Linked DNA regions of Homo sapiens: region 1 is linked to region 2. A link is a contact called in ENCODE POLR2A ChIA-PET data. All regions are on one chromosome and are shown on one strand. The core of a region is the stretch at or near the end of the contact, and the rest is flanking DNA. Distances in the headings are between cores, read along the strand shown.

Region 1 (7,024 bases), core at 2,317-4,816, 1.1 Mb before region 2:
AGACATGTATTTTTTTAAATTTAATTTTATTATTATTATTATTATTTTTGAGATAGAGTCTCACTGTGTTGCCCAGGCTGGAGTTCAGTGGCATGATCTCTGCTCACTGCAACCTCTGCCTCCTGGGTTCAAGCGATTCTCATGCCTCAGCCTCCTGAGTAGCTGGGACTATAGGCATGCACCACCACCCCCAGCTAATTTTTGTGTTTTTGTAGTAGAGACAGGGTTTCACCATGTTGGCCAGGCTGGTCTTGAATTCCTGGCCTTGGGGTCAGGAATTCCTGGCCTTGAATTCCTGGGGTCTTGAAACCCCATCTCTACTAAAAATACAAAGTGATCTGCCTGCCTTGGGCTCCTGAAGTGATGGGATTACAGTGATGGATCACACCTGGCTAAGGATATGTAATTTGAAATTAAAGTCCATAGGACCCACTGATAAATTATTTTTGCATATGGGATTTGAAGGAAAGAGAGGGATCAAGGATAACTCAGTCACCACTTTGACCTAGAAAATGGGGTGACTGGTGGTGATCGTTATTGACCTGAGGAGGATGGGAATCAGAGAGTTTAGGGGTGTAGTTGGTAATCCAGAGGTTTTAGAAATGTTACATTTAAGCTGCTTATTAAATATTCAGGTGAAGAGTTTGAGTAGGTTATTAGACACATGATGAATCTGGAGCTAGGGAGAAGTTAGGGCTGCCATAGTAATTTGGGAGTCAGCAGTGAATAATACTGGGTAAAATCTTAAGTATTTTTTTAAAAGGCTCTGCTAAATGCTAGAGATTACTATTATTTTGCATGGAGTTTATGTTCTTGTAGGGGAGTTCAAAAATTAAACACCTAATTGCACAGTACATTGTAGCTGTGATATAAGCACTAAAGGAGAGGCAGACAGTGTAAAATGGGTTGTGTGGGTGGGGGGGTTCCAAATTTAAGCTGGAAAATTCGGGAAGACTTTCTTGAGGCAGTGGCTATTTTGAGCTGTAGTAACTTGGGGAAAACAGAGCAAGACATATACAAAGGGCTGAAGATGGAGAGAGAATGGCATCTGTAAGACTCCGGAAGAAGATCAGTTCACTGCAGTACAGCAGGACAGATGAGGCAGGCCTGGGCTCACGTGAGATGAGAGAAGAGAACAGGCAGGCAGCAGCTGTGGAGGCCCTGGGGAGGATTTTGATCTTTGTCCTAAGGGGAAGGCAACGCTATTTTAGGAATAATATAATATTTGCATTTTAAAAATTATTATTTGCTCTAATGTGAAGGAGGTATTGAAGGGGTGTTCAGAGATGCTTAGGAGAGGCCAGTTAGGAGAGCATTTCTTTGACTAAAGTGAGATCAATGAAAATAAAGAGCTGGACATATTTGAGAGATGACTAGAAGGTAAAATTGGAAGAACTTAGTGGTTGTTTGGATATAATAAAGTGAGAAAGCAGGAGGCTAGAAGGAGACGCCTAGTCTCCTGAATTTATGGTTTCATGGCTAGGTGGATGGTTACTGCATTCATCTAGATAGGTATGGCTGAAGGAGGACTAGCTTTTTTGTGTGTGTGTGAGGCAGCAGTGGTAGGCACAATGGAGGTCACAGTTTGGGACCTGTTGACTTTGAGTTTCCTCTGAAACAGCAAAGTGACAATTACAAGTAAGCACTTTGGGGTATCTTTCTGGAGGTCAGAAAAGCAATGGGCCAAAGAAATAGCTTAAGAGTCATGGGTATTTAAATGATTAATTCTATGTGTGACCAGGGATAAGACTGCCTGTAGAGAGAAATACATCTAGAAAGAAAGGTGACTCAGAAACAGCCTTGAGTCCCTTTAGTATTTGTCAGCTGGAGGAGCAGATAGGAGAGCTTGAGAAGGGAGGAGGAGGAAAACCAGCAGTGTCACGTCTTGGAACTTGACAGAGGGGATCAAGAGAGAGGGAGTCTGCTGCTGTGTCAAAGTTGAGGTCCAGGTTTATGCTGCACAAGTACAGAGGTGCTTCCTTGACAATTCTTGGAGAATAATGAAGACCACTTTGTGTTCAGTTAAAAAAGGCAGTGGTTGGGGCCAGGCCCGGTGGCTCACGCCTGTAATCCCAGCACTTTGGGAGGCTGAGGCGGGCGGATCACGAGGTCAGGAGATCAAGACTATCCTGGCTAACACGGTGAAACCCCATCTCTACTAAAAATACAAAAAATTAGCTGGGCGTGGTGGCGGGCACCTGTAGTCCCGGCTACTTGGGAGGCTGAGGCAGGAGAATGGCGTGAACCTAGGAGGCAGAGCTTGCGGTGAGCCAAGATCATGCCACTGCACTCCAGCCTGGGTGACAGAGCGAGACCCCATCTTAAAAGACAAAAAAAAAAAAAAAAAAAAGGCATTGGTTGGAGGCTACATAGGTCTGGACTTGCAGATTTGAAGGGAAGGCCTGCAACAGGTAGAAACCATTTTTGTTCCAGCTCTGGGAGTGGAATGAATGAACTGAAACCATTGCCAGCCTTTTTTGTTCACTGCTCACAATTCATAGTCCAGGGAAAGAATGTCCAGTAGGCCTGATGTAGGTCATGTTCCCATCTCTTGTTTAGGAGTGAGTGTGAACCTGATTAATTGTCCCACAAGACTGTATCCCATGGGGGAGAGGTAGCCCCCAAAAAGGTAATGAGGATAATGGATACTGGTACCAAGAGGAAAGGACTCAATGATAGGTAGTCAGAAATCATAGATTGCCCATCACATCCATTTGCTGAGCATTTCTTCAGGTTGGGAAGCATCTGATCACTGATCACACAAAGAAGGGGAAATTAGAAAGGGAGATTCTTCAGCTTAGGTCAGGCTACGGACTGGGTGGGAGCAGTGGCTGGAAGAAACTCAGTAAGTTTAGGTCAGGCTACAGAGTGAGTGGGAGCAGTGGCTCACTATTGTCTTCCTAAGAGAGTAGACCTTTCTACTGTATTTCTGGATCACTTGGGTAAAGTTGAGGCAAAATGTCTCTTCTGGTTCTTTGTCATATGTGATTAAATGATTTGATAAGGCTTTTGTAGCTCATTATAGTCTGATGTATTAGGAAGCTTTTATTTTTTATAGTTTCAAGAAGTTATATCTGGCCAGGCGTGGTGGCTTATGCCTGTAATTTCAGTACTTTGGGAGGCCAAGGTGGGTGGATCACCTGAGGTCAGGAGTTCAAGACCAGCCTGGCCAACATGGTGAAACCCTGTCTGTACTAAAAATACAAAAATTAGCCGGGTGTGGTGGCGGACACCTATAAGCCCAGCTATGTGGGAGGCTGAGGCAGGAGAATTGCTTGAACCCAGGAGGTGGAGGCTGCAGTGAGCTGAGATCGCACCACTGCACTCCAGCCTGGGCAACAGAGCGAGACTCCATCTCAAAAAAAAAAAGAATTTATATCTGTTTTCTCGGGAGTCTTTTCCTATTTAATTTGGTAGTTGTTGTAATTTGGTTGGCATGTAAAATCTGTCCCTCAGTATTATATCTATCTAGCAGTAAAGACAAGTTACGCAAACCTGTTGGGTGACCTTTATGTGACTGTACTTCCTGGCCCTCTTTGTTGCCAGAACTTCCGTTTGTTTTTCCACTTACACTTTATTGAATGGGTATGCTGAGTCATGGTGGGTATCCTAATCTACCAGCACCAATCGCAGGCTTGTCACGAGGCCCACGTAAATAGCACTATAGTCATAGTTTAATTAACTGATCTTAACATTTTATATTAATTATTTCAACCATTGGAAACATGCCTTTATAAAACTCTTTAAATCCCCAAGTTTAATAATTAAAGATTAACCTAACTAATCTCTTTCCCACAGTTAATCACCTTTAACTTTTTAGCACAAAATCACTGTCATTGAAGTATTGTGGGACCTGTAGCTTTGAAAGGAAGATGTATGCTTAGTAGTTTAGAGTTGTTTAAGTATTTGACGTAATTTTAGTAAAACTTCATGTCTTTGGAATTCTCAAGAACTAAATAGTTCTTCAGGTAGTCTATAGTAGACTTGGAAAAAGTTCACTAGGCTTATCGGAACTGTACTTGAAACACAAACATGTCCCAATTGAAGGAAAGGACTTTTCTTGATGACATGAGCATCTGAGATTTTTTTCTTTCTTTCTCTTTAGTTTTCAACTTTAAATCAGTGAGATTTGCAACAACAGTAGTATGTTGGCATTAAATATTCATGTCAGGCCAGGTGCAGTCGTTCACGCCTGTAATCCCAACACTATGGGAGGCCAGAAAGGTGGATCACTTAAGCTTTGGAGTTTGAGACCAGCCTAGGTAACATGGCAAAACTCTGTCTCTACAAAGAATACAGAAATTAACCAGCTGTGGTGGCATGCTCATATAGTCCCAGCTACTTGGGTGGTAGAGGCAGGATGATCCAGCCTGGATGACAGTGAGACCCCGTCTCAAAAAAAAAAAAAAAGAAAATTATGACAGCAAGCTACTTTTATGCTAGAAAAGGGAATAGTATAGCAAGAAAATGTTTTTATTTTTATTTAATAAATCTATGATAAGAAACAATGATTGCATTAGTTTTAGAATACTAACTTTATAGACCATTCTCTTTCAGATCTGACTTTCTTTACCACCTTTTGAAAAATAGTACAAGTTTCTTTACTTGAAATTGGCCTTGTAAGTTTACATTGTCAGAAGTTGGAAAGCAGCACGATGAGATGCAAAATATGCAGAAGCAGTCCATTACTTTCTCCTGCTGAGACACCACATTGGGGCAATCTGATTTGTGGTAGTTGGGAATATGGACTTTGGAACAAGTCTAATCTGGTTCAAATCCCAGCTTTTTACTTTTCAGCTATGTTTCTTTGGGCAGATTACTCTCTGTGCTTTAGTTTTCTTATTTAGAATGTCAGGGCTTGTTCTTCAGGGTTGCTGTGGGAATTAAATAGTCAACATAAAGGAGTCCAGAAGAGTACCCTGCCAGTAGCAGATACTCAACAAATGTTAGGTCTCTTCTCTTCACCAGGTAGATATATTTTCCTTGTGAACAACTCAAGTGCTTGTATAGATTAATGAAGCATTGTTTTAAAAAACTTATGTTTGTTATGCATTCAAGATTTTTTTTATAATTTTTTTTAAATTTTTTTTTATTATACTTTAAGTTCTAGGGTACATGTGCACAACGTGCTGGTTTGTTACATATATATACATGTGCCATGTTGGTGTGCTGCACCCATTAACTCATCATTTACATTAGGTATATCTCCTAATGCTATCCCTCCCGCCTCTCCCCACCCCACAACAGGCTCCGGTGTGTGATGTTCCCCTTCCTGTGTCCAAGTGTTCTCATTGTTGAATTCCCATCTATGAGTGAGAACATGCCATGTTTGGTTTTTTTGTCCTTGCGATAGTTTGCTGAGAATGATGATTTCCAGCTTCATCCATGTCCCTACAAAGGACATGAACTCATCATTTTTTATGGCTGCATAGCATTCCACAGTGTATATGTGCCACATTTTCTTAATCCAGTCTGAATTCAAGATATTTTTACATCAAGCTTGTCTTTAAAGACTATCAGTCATGTTGGACTAGTGAAATGTAGGGAGGTTTCTAAAGATGAAGAAAGTAGCTGATAAATATAGGGGCTTCTTTAAAAAAAAAGATCACAACAGAAAAAAAAAGGCCTGATACTAAGTAAAATGCCTCCTTGGGGTGTGAGACATGTGATGTCTAGGGTATTTTGCACATTTGTAATCTCTGCTCTTAAAGAACAGGTTTCTGCAAGTGTTTAGGATCTGTTCCTGCTTGGAACCCCTCCTGTACATGCCTCAAACTCACCTCTCAGCCTTGGTAGCTGTTGTGTAGTATTTCTTACTCTGCGTTTCTTTGAACTTACAGAATTCTATACTTAAAAGCTTAATGTCTCCAGTTATAAAATTTAAGATTAATAAGATTTAATTCATATTTTGAAATTGATTTATTTTTATAAGCAATAGAAATTTCTCACTAATGTAGCTGGAAAGTGAATTTGTATTCTCTGTCAAACCTTTGGGATATTCTTATAGCAAGCCCAAATGGAAGGGCTCAGTGTTTCTGACATATAAGAAGGCTTATTATACCTCCAAAATTCTACACATAGGAAAGGGCAGCTACTGGTAGAGTTCCAGGATAGTCCTTTCTCTGCTGGTTATGCTGGTTAAATCTTCCTCCTCTTCCCAGAAATTTGTCATTCTATGAACATTTATAAAGAAACTGAAATGTCTAGAGAGCTCTGCTGGATAGTCACAGAGATGAATGAGGCTTCATTTTCTGTTCTCAAGATTTGTGACCTATGAGAAGGGAGAGATGGGCAGGATATAAATGCCATGGCAGTGCTTGGAAGGAACAGTTAATTCTAACTGGGGAGTTTGGCAGTCACTACGGGACTGAACGAAGGAGGATGAACACAGAAATGAAAACTTACAAGAAACTGTTTTAAAGGAAGGGGCCAGGGGAAGAAGAAGAGAGCGTCCTGCTTCTAGTGAGCAAAGGCAGCCGCCCCAAGCTTCTTAAGCCGTTTGTATTTATTGGGTAGAAAGAACAGGGAGGAAGAGGTAACGATTGGTCAGCTGCGTAATTGATCACAGGTTCATATTATTGCTAACAGGCTTCAGATGTGCCCTGTAGATAATCACAAGAAACACTTGTGCCTGGGTCGTGACTGCCCTCAGCATTCCTTCTGGATGGCAGACGCAGTTTGTCAGTTTGCTAACATTCTGCATTTATGAGAATAGTTTGCTCTTTACTAATATAGCCTCCAGTGGTATACTGAGTTGATCATGACCCTCATTCTTTTGGCCTGCAACAGGGGAGAGTGGGGGAGACTTTACAGAAGAAGTTACATGTGAATTTGCCCTTGAGGGGTAGAGGATGAGCAGGACAGCATGGGGGTAGAAGGTGGACAGTGGCCACAAACTGAAGCCTGAAATGCCAGGTTCGTTCTGGGAACAATGAACAGGTTGGTGTGGCTGAAACCTGAGGATAGGATATCAGAATTGTTTGGTGAGAAATCAATCTGGAAAGGTAGAATTAGGCCAGAGATT
Region 2 (7,767 bases), core at 5,189-7,688:
GTACACAACACATATATATGATAAATACCTGGCTGTGGATAGTAAATACTCTGATTTAATGATTATATATTCTGTGCATTTAACAAAATTTCACATGTACCCCATGAATACGTATAAATATAATGGATCAGGAAAAAAAAAGAAGGAAAAGAAAAAAAACCTTAAAGGTAAAGTTGGCTAACTTGGAGAATTTTTTTTTTTTCTTGAGACGGAGTCTCACTCTGTTGCTCAGGCTGTAGTGCAGTGGCACTATCTCAGCTCACTGCAACCTCTGCCTCCTCGGTTCAAGCGATTCTTCTGCCTCAGCTACCAAGTAGCTTGGGCTATAGGCGCGTGCCACCATGCCTGGTTAATTTTTGTATTTTGAGTAGAGATGGGGTTTCACCAAGTTGGCCAGGCTGGTCTCCAATTCCTGACCTCAGGTGATCTGTCCGCCTCAGCCTCCCAAAGTGCTGGGATTACAGATGTGAGCCACCGAGCCTGGCTGAAATTTTCTAATCTTGTCTTTAGGAGTAGTTTTGACAGTGGGAGAATACATTGATGAGTGATAAGGAGGAAACAGCAGGTAGATATTTAAATGTTCTTATTCTGAAATGCAATTCTGTAAAAAGTATTATAAGAGTTAATGGATAAAAAACTTTCTAGAGTGTTTTCTAACACTCTATAGAGGTTGCAGTGAGCGGAGATCACGCCACTGCACTCCAGCCTGGGCGATAGGGAGAAATCCTATCTCAAGAAAAAAAAAAATCCCCCAGAAATAATAAATGGTAGTAATAACAATGATAACTAACAATTATTGGGTACTTATGTGACCAACCCAGTTCTATGTGCAGTAGATATATTACCTTATCAATCCTACATTTCTACATCAATCCTGTTTGTACCTCAATCCTACAAACAGAAAGTATTATTATCGCTGTTCTACAGATGACAAAACTGAATCATAGAGAAAGAATTTAAGAAACTTAGTCAAGGTCACACAGCTGATCAGTAGATGAACAAGGATTTGAAAGCCTGACTCAGGCAGTCTGGGTGTTATCGACCTTCTTCCTTAATTAACATATAGTTGTACTGTGGCTATCATGGATTAAGAAAACATATAATGACTAAATATACAAAGAAGACTACTGTGAACTCAGTAATACTTAAATGAAACAGTACATTATAAAATGAAATGACATTTGTGCACATCATTCTAGCTTCATACACTGTAACTAAATAAAGAACAAAATGATACTGTGTGACATGCATATGGATTTAAAGACCCCTTGTAATAACTCTCTGGGAGTCCCTCAGTAGTTCACTGCTCACAAGTGGGGAGCCACTGATGAGAAAATAAGATAATATATAACCAGGCTGGGCGCAGTGGCTCACGCCCGTAAACCCAGCACTTCGGGAGGACGAGGCAGGTGGATCACGAGGTCAGGAGATCGAGACCATCCTGGCTAACGTGGTGAAACCCTGTTTCTACTAAAAATACAAAAAATTAGCCAGGCATGGTGGCGGGTGCCTGTAGTCCCAGCTACTTGGGAGGCTGAGGCAGGAGAATGGCGTCAACCCAGGAGGCGGAGCTTGCGGTGAGCCGAGATTGTGCCACTGCACTCCAGCCTGGGCGACAAGGCGAGACTCTGTCTCAAAATAAATAAATAAATAAAAATAAATAAATATATAACCAACGGATATTATGCAAAAGCAGTGAAAACAGTATTTCAGAGCTCTGAGATGTAAAAGAAACTTTACAGAAGCTTGGCCTAAGGCGGGCAATGAAAGTGAGGGAATGAAAAAGCATTTGTTAGCATTAAGGGAGTGGAAATAAGAATAAGCAACTCAGATTTTTTGTGTTTTTTTTTTTTTTTTTAAAAACGGAGTCTTGCTGTGTTGCCCAGGCTGGAGTACAGTGGCTCAATCTCAACTCATTGCAACTTCTGCCTCCTGGGTTCAAGCAATCCTCGTGCCTCAGCCTCCTGAGTAGTTGGGATTTCAGGTGTGGGCAATCACGCCCAGCTAAATGTTGTATTTTTAGTACAGACAGGGTTTCACCATGCTGGCCAGGCTGATCTCAAACTCCTGACCTCAAGTGATCCTCCCACCTTGGCCTCCCAAAGTGCTGGGATTACAGGTGTGAGCCACTGCATTTGGCCTGCAACTCAGGTTTTTAAACGGGGAATAAAAACAATATTTTGTTATCTGGCAGTATTATATAAGACTAAAAAGAGAAAGAGAACCCAGTGAGGTTTTTATTGAAATAGGTTAAGTATTTGATGTGTTTAACATAAAGCCATAGAAATAGAGAGAAAAAAGATAAACTGGAACAATATCTTAAAGCTATAATAGGTCTCTGGTGACTGACACATATAGAGAATAAAGGAAACAGAGAAGTTAAAGTGTCTCTAAAGTCAAAAGGTATAAAAAACTGTGGTGCCACTGGTCTAACCAAGGGAAGCAATTTGGTTGAGTTTGATGAGATAAGTGAAATGTGTGAGAGGGAAACACAACTGTGAGATCTGGGTCAGTAGACATGTCCAGGGATATGGATCTATCTATAGATTATATACTGTACACCTAAAATCACTTAAGTCCTGAGCATGGCCAGGTTTTCAGGGGGCTGGGGAAGAGCAGAGAATGAAGTAACAACCATAATTAGAAAATATGGGCTGGGCGTGGTGGCTCACGCCTGTAATCCCAGCACTTTGGGAGGCTGAGGCGGGCGGATCGTGAGGTCAAGAGAGCAAGACCATCTTGGCCAACATGGTGAAATCCCGTCTCTACTTAAAATACAAAAATTAACTGGGTGTGGTGGCGGGCGCCTGTAGTCCCAGCTATTTGGAAGGCTGAGGCAGGAGAACTGCTTGAACTCGGGAGGCAGAGGTTACAGTGAGCCAAGATCACACCACTGCACTTCAGCCTGGTGACAGAGTGAGACTCCATCTCAAAAAAAAAAAAAAAAAAAAAGAAAGAAAAAAGAAAATACGTGGGAAGAGAGTAGAATAATAATTTCAGAACAGAAAGAGACCCAGAGGTCATTAACCCCCTCTTTTTACAGTGAATCAGATAGGTAAAAACAACCAAGGCAGAGAGGAAGTAGAACAGAAACAGAAAGCCAGATAGCCTCTAGCAGACTGACAATCCTCAGGGAAATTTTATTTCTCTTTAGACATTTCCCAACGTAATAATTACCTTAATAATATCACCAGTTCCTTCAGTAACAGGTTTTGATCTGAGTTCTTCAATTTCTTTCTCCAATTCTAAACAATTAAAAAATAAAGGACTCCGGTTCAGAAATAAAGAACATAATTACTGGGAAACTGATAAGTACATTCTCACAAAACCCCCCATAAATCTGCAAATTAGAATATATTTAAGCAGAATAGTATGATTAATCTCTGCACTCATCACTATACTTCAGCATTACATGGCCAATTTTGTTTCCTCCCAACCTGTACTCACTTCCTCCTTCACTGCTTTTCTTATCCATCTGATAATTTTCAAGCATACCCCAGACATCATATTATTTCACCTGTAAGTACATCTTACTGTATAACCTTAAAGCAACAATCACATATTAAGAATAAACGTTATCGAGAACAGCCTGGCCAACATGGTGAAACCTCGTCTCTACTAAAAATACAAAAATTAGCCAGGCATGGTGGTGGGTGCCTGCAGTCCCAGTTACTCGGGAGGCTGAGGCAGGAGAATCGCTTGAACCCGGGAAGGGGAGGTTGCAGTAAGCCGAGATTGCGCCACTGCACTCCAGCCTGGCCAAGAAGAGCGAGACTCCGTCTTGAAAAAAAAAAAAAAAAAAGAGAGAGAGAGAGAAAAGAAACGTTAATCTAAGTGTTTAATTAGCAAATGCCTAGATCTCAGGCCTAGAACTTCTTTCCAAATAAATTATTCTCTTCATTGCAAGGTGATCCAAACTCCCAAGACATACTTTTATCTTTTCTAATAGAAAATAAGTCTTAGCTTTTAGGCTAAGCAGTTAATATTTATAAGTCACTGGAAATTCAAGAGCTCATGTACATATACTAAAAAAAAAAGGTGCTAAGATCTTTTTCCTTCTGGAATAAAAAGAAAACTGAATAGGGAATCAATCAACTTCAGCAGGTAAACATACTTCAATATCTGTAAATGGAAGTCTTTTATTATTTTAATTGAGGAAGCTTTCCATCTCTTTGGGCTTATCTTCTGTCTCTAACATTTCAACTGACTTCTCTTGAAAAAACACTTTACTCAGAACTCAGAAGAATCTAAAGTCTACATGAAGGAAAAACACACTTAACTTACACAAACTTTAAAAATCCTCCTCCCTGACTTTAACAACTCAAAAGTCACTGTGGTTTAGAGATGTGGGAATAATTTAGAAATCAGAGGTAAATTTTTAGAATGTTAAATAACAGATTCTACTACACTAAGGTGTACTTGGAATCACTGGAAAACAAACAAAAACAAGCCAATGCATTATTTTAAAAACTACCATTTTAAACCACGATTAAAGAGACTGTGATCAAGATGAGTATTTTCAACCCAATACCTGTACACCTTGATTTAGCTTTCTGTATTAGCATCATCTGTTTCTTGGCAAACTTGATGAGGTCTTCTTTGGGCAATGTTTCCAGCTGAAAGATGTGGTCATGTTACCAACTTGTTATAACTCATGTTTCTAGTATACCACAAAAAAGAAACAATGTCTGCTAGAAAACAAAAACATTCTACAGAATAAATCTTTATGCCAACCGCATACTTTGTTCCACATTTTTTTTTTGAGACAGAGTCTCGCTCTATTGCCCAGGCCGGAGTGCATGACACGATCTTGGCTCACTTGTAACCTCTGCCTCCCAAGTTCAAGCAATTCTCCTGTCTCAGCCTCCCAAATAGCTGGGATCATAGGCGCCCGCTACCACGTCCGGCTAATTTTTGTATTTTTAGTAGAGACGGGGTTTCACCATGTTGGCCAGGCTGGTCTCAAACTCCTGACCGCAGGTGATCTGCCCGCCTCGGCCTCCCAAAGTGTTGGGATTACAGGCGTGACCCACCGCGCCCGGCCACATTTTTTAAAATCAGCAAATGCAACGTCAATTCTGTAATTGCTATGCAACTACTAAAAATTAGTTATGCAACTACTATGAAACGTAAAAACCAGGCCATATCCTCTTATAGCTAATGTTACAGGTTGACATTGCTAGCTTTTGATTTAATTGTAAAATCAGTAGGTTGGAGCTAATGCTACTTAAAATTCCTTGGAGCTGTAAAATTATTTCATTCTATTCAAGGCTGCAAGTCTTTGGTCACAAGAAAATTTACGCATAATTACAGCAGCAAGATGAACCGGGTAACATTCAGGCTTTAATTAAAAAATTGAGCTTTACCACTTGAGAAAATTGCTTAAGCCTGTGGTCTCAGGTTTCTCATCTGTAAAAGGAGGGTAACAACAGTACCTATCTCATGGTTATCATGAAGCTTAAACGAAGGAACTGAGTGGTTAGGCAAGCGCCAGAAATTTAGCATGCACACAATAAACCTTAGCAATAAACCACTATCATTTAGAATGATTGAATGTTAAACATTGTACAGGGCCATAAAACTGGACTAATTAAACTCTTTGGCAATGTAGAAACTGGAGCCCACAGATCAGAATCCCTTGATTCCTACCCTATGTCACTGCTCCTTCCACTACACCACTATATAAACCTTCTTAGACTGCTTTATGTTCGAAAAATAGCAGGATCTCCCAGCAGTGCTAACCAGGAGCAGGAAGCAAACAAAAAGTCTTTCTATATCGGGGTGGGCGGGGGAGAAACAGGAAATGGGCGATTGCGCACACTAAAATTGAGATCCCTTGGAGCAAGGCTATTAAAAAAAAAAAAATCAGCGCCCCCCCCTTCCCCATGCCAAAGTTTTCCAATTCATCACCCTTCCACTCTTCAGGAAGCCCGCTATTCAAGTATTCTCTTCACCTTAGATTTCCCGGTCCCAGGGGTAGCTGGTGAAGCCACCCCATCTTGAACAAGATCCTGCAAAACAAAATCAAACCCAGGTGTCAGAAGAACTCTTTTCCTAATTCCACACGGAACGCGTAGAACCCTTACAGGGAAAAACCTTCTATGGAATCAAGTGGTGGAAAGCCTCGTGAGACAGAGAATGAGGGCGGACGGAGGCGGTCGCTGTGGCAATTCGTACACAAACGGGCTCTACGGGGCAGGTAACCCCCAGGGATAGAGTTTACGAAAGATGGGGAGGCGACAGCAGCGCGGGCTTCGGGACACCAAGAGGGAGACTACCGCGCCCTCCCATCGGGCCCACTCCCACATCCCAAATCGCGGCGCGGAAGGCTTGATGGGAGGCAGTGGGCCCGACCTGAGTTACCTCCATCTCCGCCAGCCCGCCGCCGGCCCGCAACCAGCCGCCGCCACCGCTGCACTTCTGTTTGCGCCAGCCTCTGACGTAGGCTCTACTGCAGGTCAAAGGTCGCGCTCTCCGGGCGGCCCGCCCCCCACGTCTCCATAGCTACAGCTCGGCAGCACTTCCGCTTCCGTGTCTGCGTCCGGGAGAAGGTTCCCCGTACGGCGCTAAGGGCGGAGTCCGTCTAGACGTTCTACCTGGGGCTCGACCCCTGGGCCTGCAGGTCACGGAGTAGGTGTGGGTCCCGCCACTGCCGGTTATTGGCATGGGAAGGCGGGCCGATTACCCCTTGGGGCCTCGGGCCTCGGTTTCCACGTCTGTAAAATCTTGTGAGAGTGAGGAACATTGGATTGCAGGACAGGTCTCTCAGTCCTCCAAAGGTGTCCGCTAGCCTGCGAGTGCCTGCGGGACCCACAGCTGGTTCCGGGGGGCTCCTTAGGCATTTGTGGCCAGCATGGTGCCCGGGAGCTCCGTGACTCACAGGTCAGGGATGCGGTAGAGGGCTTCCCTGAGGAGGCATTTCTTGACTCTGGAGGCTGTGAGGAGGTCCCTGGACAGCTCTGCCCTGCAGCCGCCCGGTACTGATGGTGATGTGGTGGAGGCAAGATAGTCGGCCAGGGAACTGGGCAGCCGTGGGAGGAGACTCTGTAGAGTAGGGGGCCCGAGGCCACCCTTTCCCGAAGGGCACGCCAGAGAATCTGTGGTCGAATCCCAGAGCTGCTGCTGTGTCCTGATTGGCGGTCCAGTGCTCTGAGAGCCTTTCTGTTAACTGCTGAAGTGGTTTGCTGCGCTTTCACCTTCCCATTAATGTTTTCCATACACTCCCATAACTAAGGTAACCTGAAGATAACCTAGTTTCCTGTAGTTTAAATGGTCAAAAGGTTGAAGAGGCAGCACACAGTATGTATCGAGTAAATGGTAGCTGATTATTACTAGGTAAAAGAAGTGTTATAAACGAGAAAGAACAGCTATTGTGGACATCTACTCTTTGTCTTTGACAGTGTGTATCACCTATGGTGTTTGTAGGATTGGTTCAGGGGTGGTGTGTGACCTAAGATGTACAGTCTCCACGTACAGTAACACACGTGTGTGTGTACACGTGTGTGTGTACACGTGTGTGTGTGCACGTGTGTGTGTGCACGTGTGCGCGCACGTGTGTGTGCACGTGTGTGTACACACATATATGCACACACATGTATACACACACACACACACAATCCCCAAGTATACATTGTTATTAATGGTCCAGATTAATGCCATTCAAAGTAGTTCCCCAAGTTAAGAGCAACTTACGGTAGACTCCTATTTCAATTAATAACTTGAAAAAATCACTTGCAATAAAATAGCAGGTTAACTAGATACTACACA

Evidence for each region. ChIA-PET counts read pairs that join two places held with the same protein, here RNA polymerase II (POLR2A).
Region 1: POLR2A ChIA-PET joins it to region 2 with 12 read pairs in activated CD4-positive, alpha-beta T cell. The contact joins the enhancer-like site here to the promoter of GCC2 in region 2. POLR2A ChIA-PET finds 5 or more read pairs at or near these places in 2 of 52 experiments (activated CD4-positive, alpha-beta T cell and activated T-cell).

What each region holds. Positions count from the first base shown.
Region 1 is chr2:109,555,238-109,562,261 of GRCh38, reverse strand. The region is part of intron 8 of SEPTIN10 (septin 10); the gene reads left to right. It also overlaps a transcript of RANBP2 not described here. Among named protein-coding and RNA genes, the nearest start is that of SEPTIN10, 55 kb to the left of the region's middle. RefSeq lists a silencer at 1,863-2,063 and an enhancer at 3,356-3,650. Within about 2 kb of position 3,566, at least 8 of the 41 ENCODE cell types and tissues checked have a DNase peak (open chromatin) inside an H3K27ac peak, as active enhancers do.
Region 2 is chr2:108,447,877-108,455,643 of GRCh38, reverse strand. GCC2 (GRIP and coiled-coil domain containing 2) reads right to left here and starts at 6,438. Exons shown (of 23, transcript NM_181453.4): 1 at 6,364-6,438; 2 at 5,955-6,011; 3 at 4,532-4,616; 4 at 3,178-3,245. The coding sequence starts at 6,369. RefSeq lists enhancers at 4,447-4,947, 4,948-5,448, 5,534-6,515, 6,352-6,611, 6,516-7,498.